Linked DNA regions of Homo sapiens: region 2 is linked to region 1. Evidence: read pairs that join two places in POLR2A ChIA-PET (ENCODE). Cell type or tissue: GM12878. All regions are shown on one strand.

Region 1 (5,000 bases):
CCCTGATACTTATACAATATTAGATGAAGGAGCATTTAAAAAATCTCCTCAGCTTTCTCCAAGAGTCTTGCAGATTAGAAATACACCAAAACTGCCAGGTGCAGGGGCTCAATCCCAGCACTTTGGGAGGCCAAGGCGGGCAGGGCAGATCACCTGAGGTCAGGAGTTCGAGACCAGCCTGACCAACATACATGGTGAAACCCCGTCTCCACTAAAAACACAAAAATTAGCCAGGCATTGTGGTACATGCCTGTAATCCCAGCTACTGGGGAGGCTGAGGCACGAGAATCACTTGAACATGGGAGCAGAAGGTTGCAGTGAGTTGAGATCACACCACTGTACTCCAGCCTGGGTGACAAAATAAATAAAATAAAAATACACCAAAACAAATACAAAAAGAACCAAAGTCTAACGTCTAAAATACACTTAAGATGTGATTCTGGAAATCCAGCAGCCTTCAAGCACAGTGAAAAGCTAATGACAAGAAGTTTACAACTGTAAAACTCCCCTTATAGTGGCAACTTCTTTGATTAAGTAAAAGCAGACATGGGAACGCCCATACAGCTCCTCTTACCTTGTGATCACATGGTAGTAATAAATCTTCCCTTCTGGATCTCGAGCTGTCTTCCAGTTGGGAGGTAAGACAATGGTTTTTGGTTTGGGAGGAGAGGGGGGCGGCAGATCCAAGAGATTATTTGTCACAACCATTTCAGACTACAAAGAAAACACACACATTTTTGATCAGTGATCTCTCTCTTAATCTGGCTGAATAGGACAAAATAGCCCACTTAAATATGTAAAAATGTACATCTACCTCCTCTTAAAAAAAGGATAAAGGAAAGGTACAGTCTGGGAAATAAGGGACAGTATATATAAAGAGGTTTACAGAGCTATCAGAAAATTGACAGTTGGCTCTAAGTTTACCATCCAAGATACCATATAGTTTATCATATAGAGCAGCATTTTTCAACTTTAAAACACCAATTCTAAGGCATATCAACTGCAGGATACCAATTAACTAAATGGGATACAGAAATATCTTTATCTTTAAAAAAAAAAAAAAAGAAAAACCAAAAAACCCCCTGAGAAGCAAATATGACAGAATGTTAACATTATCCATTATATTTTTTCCGTACTTGAAACCTCAAAACTATAAAATATTAGTGCCACATTCTGAAAAACATAAAAACCTCATAATCACTTATGGACTGATTTTTGTTTCCCCAAAACATGTATGTTGAAGCTCTAATCCTGCTGTGACTGTTACTGGGACACAGGGCCTGTAAAGAGCTAATTAAGATTAATGAAGTCAAAAGAGTGAGGACTTTTTATCTAATAGGATGGTGTCCTTATTAAAAGAGAACTGACACCAGAGGACACTCACAGAGAAAAGGTATATACAGCAAGAAGGCAGCCATTTGCAAGCCAAGGAGAGAGGCCTCAGGAGAAACCAACACTGCTGACACCTTGATCTTGGACTTCCAGCCTCAAGAACTGTGAGAAAATTTCTGTTATTTAATCCACTCAGTCTGTGGTATTTTGTTACCGCAGCCCTAGCAGACTAGTAATCACCACAAGGATATATACTTGTTCCTTCTTTCAAGCCTATTAATGAAGAATACATTTTTTACCTTTACCTTTGCTTGCACAGTTAAAGAGGAACCTGAAGACCCCAGGCTCAGATAAAATGTGTTCACTTTTAAGCAAACACGGGTCTTTGAGCATTCTTGCTTTGTGTATACTCTTTTTTATCTCTTATTTCACCCAGCTGGGGTTTTCTGGCCCAGCTTAAGTTTCAATTCCTCCATTACCCTATCCTTTAGCTTATAAAGTGACCTCTTTTCCCCAAGCTTCTGTGTCCCTTAATATTCCAAACCATTTATCTCTTAATAGTTTAAGGCAAAAAAGAAAAAATATATATTCCAAACCATTCAGTACTTATTCCCAACACAAAACTTTATTTTTAGTGTAGTCACCATCTTTCTCTTGTGATCATCATCTCTCTTATTTGAAAGATCAGCTTTTAAGAATACAAATGGAAACTTATTTATGTTTGTATTAAAAATGCCTAGTCGGCCAAGCACAGTGGCTCATGCCTGTAATCCCAGCACTTTGGAAGGCCGAGGCAGGTGGATCACGAGGTCAGGAGTTTGAGACCAGCCTGGCCAACATAGTGAAACCCTGTCTCTACTAAAAATACAAAAGTATTAGCCAGGTGTGGTGGTGTGCACTTGTAATCCCAGCTACTCAGGAGGCTGAGGCAGGAGAACTGCTTGAACCTGGGAGGCGGAGGTTGCAGTGAGCCGCGAGATCAAACCACTGTACTCCAGGCTGGGCAACAAAGCAAGACTTCATCTCAAAAAAAAAAAAAAAAAAAAAAAAAAAAAAAAAAAAAAAAAAGGCCTAGAAGGGCTCAACTCGTAACAAGCACTCAAACATCTGCTCTAAGTACACATTATCTTATTATCCTGTTATTTCACATATAGTATTTTTAGTCCATCTTCACTAACTGTCCTGTCTAAAGTCATCATCAATTGCTGGATTGCTGCAAGAGCTTTCTCCAGAACTGTAGGTGTTCTAAAGTGCTGATTTGACCATGCTATTCTGTTTAGTTTTTTCAGTTGTTTCCCATGCCAACCTCTTATTTTCCACTTTATCCAAAAACAACAACACTTTGAGATTTCACCATATCCTCCTACATATGTTGCAGAATACCAAAAGCTTATCTTAATATTAAACATCATATAAAAAACTTTTTTTAAACATTGTACAACATGTATAGTGAAGTATATCACACAATTCTACATGCCTAGTCCATGGTGACTAGTACAGTATCATATTCTAGTACAGGTTAAGCAGCCCTAATACAAAAATACAAAACATTTTGAGTGCTGACATGACACTCAAAGGCCATGTTCAAAGGAAATGCTTATTGGAATATTTCAAGCTATACATTTTCAAATTAGAGATGCTCAAGTGGTAATTATAGTGCAGATATTCCAGAATCCATAAAATTCTGAAATGTGAAATACTTCTGGTCCCGTGAAGCTCAGATAAGGGATACTCAACCTGTACGCGGTAAATACTGATAGATAGCTGGTCTAGGAAATTGTTACTTCGGCCAGGTGTGGTGGCTCACGCCTGTAATCCCAACACTTTGGGAGGCTGAAGCGGGCGGATCATGAGGTCAGGAGTTCAAGACCAGCCTGGCCAACATGGTGAAACCCCGTATCTAAAAATACAAAAATTAAGGTTGGGCACAGTGGCTCATCCCTGTAATCCCAGAACTTTGGGAGGCCAAGGCGGGTAGATCACGAGGTCAGGAGATTGAGACCATCGTGGCTAACACAGCGAAACCCCGTCTCTACTAAAAATACAAAAATTAGCCAGGCGTGGTGGCGGGCGCCTGTAGTCCCAGCTACTCAGGAGGCTGAGGCCGGAGAATGGTGAGAACCCAGGAGGCGGAGCTTGCAGTGAGCCGAGATCATGCCACTGCACTCCAGCCTGGGCGACAGAGCAAGACTCCATCTCTTAAAAAAAAAAAAAAAAAAAAATACAAAAATTAGCTGGGTGCAGTGATGCACACCTGTAGTCCCAGCTACTCAGGAGGCTGAGACAGGAGAATCACTCGAACCCAGGAAGTGGAGGTTGCAGTGAGCCAAGATCGTGTCACTGCACTCCAGCCTAGGTGACAGAGTTAAAAAAAAAAAAAAATTATTACTTCAAAAATTCATAGTAAAATATAAAAATACAAGGTCAGGGTAAACAACAAATAAAAAGGATCCTAGGAGCATTTTTTTTTTTTTTGAGATGGAGTCTTGCTCTGTCACCTGGGCTGGAGTGCAGTGGCGCGATCTTAGCTCACTGCAAGCTCCGCCTCCCAGGTTCACGCCATTCTCCTGTCTCAGCCTCCTGAGTAGCTGGGACTACAGGTGCGGAGCAAAATATGTATTAACGGAACTATAAATTCCACAGAATTAAAAAAATTTTTTTTTTACAAAATGGTTGAGTTCACGCCCTCAGGGTGGCTCAGGTGAATTTGGTGGCTACACAAATTTAAAAACGGGCCGGGCGTGGTGGCTCATGCCTATAAATAATCCCAGCACTTTGGGAGGCTGAGGCGGGTGGATCACCTGAGGTCATGAGGTCAAGACGAGCCTGGTCAACATGGGGAAACTCCGTCTCTACTAAAAATACAAAATTAGCCAGGCGTGGTGGCACACACCTGTAATCCCAGCTACTCAGGTGGCTGAGGCAGGAGAATCGCTTTAAACCAGGAGGTGGAGGTTGCAGTGAGCCAAGATTGTGCCGCTGCACTCCAGCCTGGGTGACAGAGCGAGACTCTGTCTCAAAAAAAAAATAAAATAAAATAAAATAAAACAAAGAACACGTGAAAAAAAAACCCAAAAATAAAACCCAAAACAAATCCAAACCAAAAAGAAAACCTTCCAAAGACAAAGTAGACAGCCAATGAGTTTTAACAACTGAAACATTTCTTACTGGCTGCAAGGGCTGAGGCTGCCCTGGTGCAACTATTGTAGTCACTGCTGCGGCTGGCTGTACCACCACTCCTTGTGGATGAGCTGTGAAAATCTGTTGCCCCTGGATATACTGAAGACTTGGCTGGGCATAACTCTAAAAGATAAAATGAAGAAATCAATAATTTAAGCTTTTGTCACTTTAATAAACAGACTGACTTCCAAGTTGGCACAATCTTAAAGATATACCCATAACATTTTAAAATTTTTTGTTTATATATTTGGACATAAATGTGCAAAACAATTTTTTGTTTCAAACCCCAAAGTTTCTTTTTTTACTAATTCCCTATTCATTTACTTACTTTGATTTTACTTTATCATAAGAAAATAAAAGCTTTTTTTTTTTTGGTCATAGAAATTCTCCAACTGTTTAGCTTTCAATGACATTGGAATGACATTGAAAATTAAACAGGTGGACAGTTTCTATAAGCAAAAACCAATGAAGTGCTGCTCCTGGGATAT
Region 2 (5,000 bases), 57 kb after region 1:
GTGAAACCCCATTTCTATTAAAAATACAAAAATTAGCTGGGCATGGTGGCACACACCTGTAATCCCAGCTACTCAAGAGGCTGAGGCATGAGAATTGTTTGAATCCAGGAGGCAGAGGTTGCAGTGAGCCGAGATTGCACCACCGCACTCCAGCCTGGGTGACAGAGTAAGACTCTGTCTCAAAAAAATAATAATAATAATAATTGAGTATTCTAATAGTAAACTGGTGGACTTAGGATATGATAGTGGCAATTAGAGGGATAAAAATAAATTGTTCAATAAGTAGAGCAGGAATTCCCAAACAGCACTTGATTTCCACTTTTCTTTCCCTCAGAGAGGACAATACAAGCACAGAGGCAAAAAAATGGAGCCCGACACAGAACCTGGTCTGCATTCATGCCCTGAATATCTGACAAGAGAAGCAGACAGAATCGGAAACAACCATCTGGCATTTGTCCTAGATTATAATCAGATCATCAGTTTCAGAGTTCACTATGTTTAAGACATGAAGCATGTATGAAACAATGTGAAGGAGTATGTAAAAGACCTTCATTGCCAGAAGTCTGGTAACTGTCACCAGACTGAACAGAGTACAGGAATTAAAACCTCATCATATGGTAGCATTAAAAGAATTAAAATATTCAGGAAACTCTGCAGCTGTGTGCTTTTCTAGCATAAACACCAAAAGCTACTAATTGATATAGGTATAATCTGAAAAAAATAAAATAAAAACTTTTAGGGTTTTGTATCTTACTTAAATTTTCCAATATTTTAATTGTACTGGTTTCTTAATAATCAGAAAGTATCTTGCATAGGTCACTGGTCCTAAAGACCCAAAGAAGATAGACTGTTTCACGGGTAATGTTGTGTTCTTTCATTATGAGGCACACATTAGTTGTCTTTTTCTGATATTAGCGGCCACTAATGACCACTGTTTAGGACCCATACCTTACTAAGTGTTGCAAAATGGTGATATTTTTACTACTTAATTTAGTTTTATCTTTTTGTTTTCTGAGACAGGGTCTTGTGCTATGGCCCAGGCTGGACTGTAGTAGCAAGGTCATGCCTCCCTGCAGCCTCAATGTCCTAGGCTCAAGTGATCCTCCCACCTCACCCTCCTGAGTAGCTGGGACTATAAGCATGCACCACTCACCTACTACTACATTTATTAACTGGAAGACTTGTACAAAGAAAAACTTCTTCTCATCAACTATTTGGTTTAACCTAAAGCAGAAGTCACTTGAGAAAGGCAGAATAAATGTTTAAATGCTTAATTTTTTTCCTTTTTTATTTTTAAACTAGTCTTCAAAGTCATGAATTGGTTGACTAATATACCTTTTTTTTTTTTTGCTTTTTTGTTTTTGTTTTGTTTTTTTCGAGACAGAGTCTTTCTCTGTGCCCAGGCTGGAGTGCAGTAGCACGATCTCAAGTGATTCTCCTGCCTCAGCCTCCGGAGTAGCTAGGATTACAGGCATGTGCCACCCCACCTGGCTATTTTTTGTATTCTTAGTAGAGACGGGGTTTCACCATGTGACCAGGCTGATCTCGAACTCTTGACCTCGTGATCTGCCCACCTTGGCCTCTCAAAGTGCTGAGATTACAGGCATGAGCCACCGCACCCAGCCTCCCAGGCGTAGTTTTTTGTTCGTTTGCTTTTTATTTTTTTTAGATGGAGTCCCTCTGTCACCCAGGCTGGAGTGCAACAGCACGATTTCAGCTCACTGCAACCTCCGCCTCCCAGGTTCAAGCTATTCTCCTGCCTCAGCCTCCAGAGTAGCTGGGATTACAGGCGTGCGCCACCACGCCCAGCTAATTTTTATATTTTTAGTATGGACGGGGTTTCACCATGTTGGCCAGGCTCAAACTCCTGACCTCATGATCTGCCCGCCTCAGCCTCCCAAAATGCTGAGATTACAGGCGTGACCCACTGCAACCAGCCTGTAGTTTTATTTTTAAGTAGTCATTAGAACACAGGGATTTTACATAATGTGCTTCAAACCTCCTCAGTATCTTTATTAATGCTTCAGTGTTAATAAGAACTCTCACACTTTTTGCTTAGGCAGTCTTTGCTATTGCATCGGTTACTGTTTTTAGGAAACAGAACTAGGTAACCAGGCCGGGCGCAGTGGCTCAAGCCTGTAATCCCAGCACTTTGGGAGGCAGAGGCGGGCGGATCACAAGGTCAGGAGATCAAGACCATCCTGGCTAACACGGTGAAACCCTGTCTCTACTAAAAATACAAAAAATTAGCTGGGCGTGGTGGCGGGCGCCTGTAGTACCAGCTGCTCAGGAGGCTGAGGCAGGAGAACGGCATGAACCTGGGAGGCGGAGCTTGCAGTGAGCCAAGATCACGCCACTGCACTCTAGCCTGGGCGACAGAGCAAGAGTCCATCTCAAAAAAAAAAAAAAAAAAAAAAAAAAGAACTAGGTAACCAATTATATTTAAGAGTACAAAATGGTACAGATGAAATAGACTGGTTATGAGTTATGCTAACTGTTAATGCTGAATAACGGATACAGAGGAATTTATAATACTGTACTATTCTCTTCAGACACAAAAAGAGTTGGCATGTCTAAAGTTTTTCAGAATTACATAAGAAATATAATTATACAAGTAGACCATATGAAGTTGAGGAGAAAATTATACAGTTCCTGTACAACATCCCTTAAGGGTCAGAAGTGTCATACAGTAGAAAAACACACAAAACCAAAACAATATCTTATAGATAAGAGTTAAGAGTAAATATAACTTTTAAGTAATTTATATTAAAGTTTTATATCCTTATATCTGAACAGCCTATTTCCCCATCAGAAGCAGCAAAATTAGTAGAAACAATACTTACCCATATCTCTGGAACTGATAGTCAAACGTTAACTCTGAGCCTGAAGGAACCAGTTTGGTGGTAAAAAACCCAACCCTCAGTTGTCCGTTCACAGTCCACTGAGATGATGTTTGAAAACAAAAGAAATTAGTAACTTATTAGTGTGTGTGTGTGTGTGTGTGTGTGTGTGTGTGTGTGCGCATATATAAAGATCATCATCATCTGCCTTAATTATGCAAGTGGGTCTTTAGGCAATGAAGGTTTTCCCAAATAGCACATGGAGACTTTTTTCTTTAAAAGAACTAAAATATTTAAGTGTAACTCTCATTTAATGGACTACCAGATTGCATATATCTCTAATTCGTCTCTAATAAAAGTAACTGCTAAAAAAAAGAAAAAAAAGTAACTGCTATTTTAATTTATCTTAACATTTCCATACAGTAAAGATTCACTTGTACTAAAAATTGGCAAACAGAGGATGCTTGTGTCACTGAGTATCAAAGGCAAGTCTATATTAACATATGTTAAAAGTAACCATGTTGTAAGATAAGATGAGATATAGAAACTAGGAAACACTGATCCCAAAAGTTTAATTCCATGAAGTGGTGGTCATCTGGCTGAGTATAGTGAAAGGGACATCAGAACAGATGCATAAGACTCAAGAATTAAAATGGGGGCAGATACATGTTAGGCAGATCTTTTAGTTCCAAAACATGTAAGCAAGTCAAGGACTGAGGAGCTCTGATCCAGACAATTTGCACATGTTACTAATGAAAACTCTGGACTTGCAGAGATTAAGGGACACTGTACAGTGAGAGTCTCACAGCTAGACATGTGGCCACCAGCTCTGGCAGAACTATAACCAAAACCTAGGTTGAATGATTCCACAGTAGGTTCTCCTTTTTGTTATACAACTTGGCTCTTGGAAGAGCCATGCATAAAATCTATTAGTGTATAGTTCAAAGGGCAAAAAATATCCAGACTCAAAAGTGCTATTTCAACATGAGAGGAAATCAATGATATACATTTGCAGAGCGGGTTCATAGCTTTAACCTTAAAAAGTTACAATCCCAGCTGGGTGCGGAGGCTCACGCCTATAATCTTAGCACTTTGGGAGGCTGACGGGGGTGGATCGCTTGAGGCCAGGAGTTCGAGACCAGCCTGGCCAACATGGCAAAACCCCGTCTCTACTAAAAATACTAAAAAAATTAGCTGGACGTGATGGCACGCACGTGTAATCCCAGCTACTTGGGAGGCTGAGGCAGGAGAATCGCATGAATCCAGGAGGCGGAGGTTGCAGTGAGCCGAGATCATGTCACTGCGCTCCAGCCTGGGCAAAAAAAAAAAAAAAAAAAAGATACAATCCCTCTCAATGTTAGTCCTTCAGTCCCTCATCAGTGTTATTAAAAGTCAAATGTTGCACCTAGATAAGACCTAATAAAGAATCCAAATACACACTGAACTTTCAAAATTAAAATTTAGTTTTGTATTTTGGCACCATTAAAATAATATACAAAATAATTATGGGCAAGGAAGGAGAGGTGACAACTAAATGCAATGTGAGTTCCTGGATTGGATCTTGGACCAGAAAAACAACAGCTGTCAAAATTGGAATACGGTCTTCATATTACTTAATAGCATTCTCTGGATCTGATCCTTTTATTATGGTTATATATGATGTTAACATGGGGAAAGCTAGGTGAAGACTGATATATGGGTGTAGTCAATACTATTTTTCTAACATTCCTATAAATCTAAACCTATTTCCAAATAAAATCTTAAATAATAAAGTAGAATAGGAAAAAGGGACTAAAAAATTCATGAGTACCTTAGATATGGGATCTAAAATTAATGGTCAGAACAGCAATCGTGAACAAATACCTCAAACTCTAAATCCACCTCAACTTACTTTTTGGGTTTCACAATTTGGTTCACAGCTGTGATTCATGAAACGAGAGCAATTTCCTTTTTGAGTGGCATCTATTATCTGGGAGAAGAGGATCATTTAAGAATTAAAAAATAATACCTTAAATATTCATGCAATTACCTGCAAAACTACATACATCTCTTATGCATCAATTAAAAAAAAGATTGTGCTGCGAAACCTAACCAGTTAAGGTAGGGCAGTGAGGCCTCCTGACTACCAGCTTCAAAGTTTTTCCACTGTAAACAATGGCT

What was found. ChIA-PET counts read pairs that join two places held together with the same protein. Peaks named below come from ENCODE experiments on the same cell type or tissue, not always from the same donor. Only the 100,000 strongest peaks of a DNase experiment are listed, where the experiment ranks them.
Region 2: POLR2A ChIA-PET joins it to region 1 with 5 read pairs; 4 of 35 experiments call an interaction of 5 or more read pairs at or near these places.

What each region holds. Positions count from the first base shown.
Region 1 is chr3:47,041,987-47,046,986 of GRCh38, forward strand. It overlaps SETD2 (SET domain containing 2, histone lysine methyltransferase), which reads right to left. Exons shown (of 21, transcript NM_014159.7): 16 at 4,501-4,635; 17 at 575-714. Among named protein-coding and RNA genes, the nearest start is that of NBEAL2, 65 kb to the left of the region's middle. In GM12878, no CTCF peak of the experiment used is centred here; no DNase peak of the experiment used is centred here.
Region 2 is chr3:47,098,615-47,103,614 of GRCh38, forward strand. SETD2 (SET domain containing 2, histone lysine methyltransferase) reads right to left here. Exons shown (of 21, transcript NM_014159.7): 7 at 4,732-4,809; 8 at 2,844-2,941. Among named protein-coding and RNA genes, the nearest start is that of SETD2, 63 kb to the right of the region's middle. In GM12878, no CTCF peak of the experiment used is centred here; a DNase peak (open chromatin) is centred at 2,967.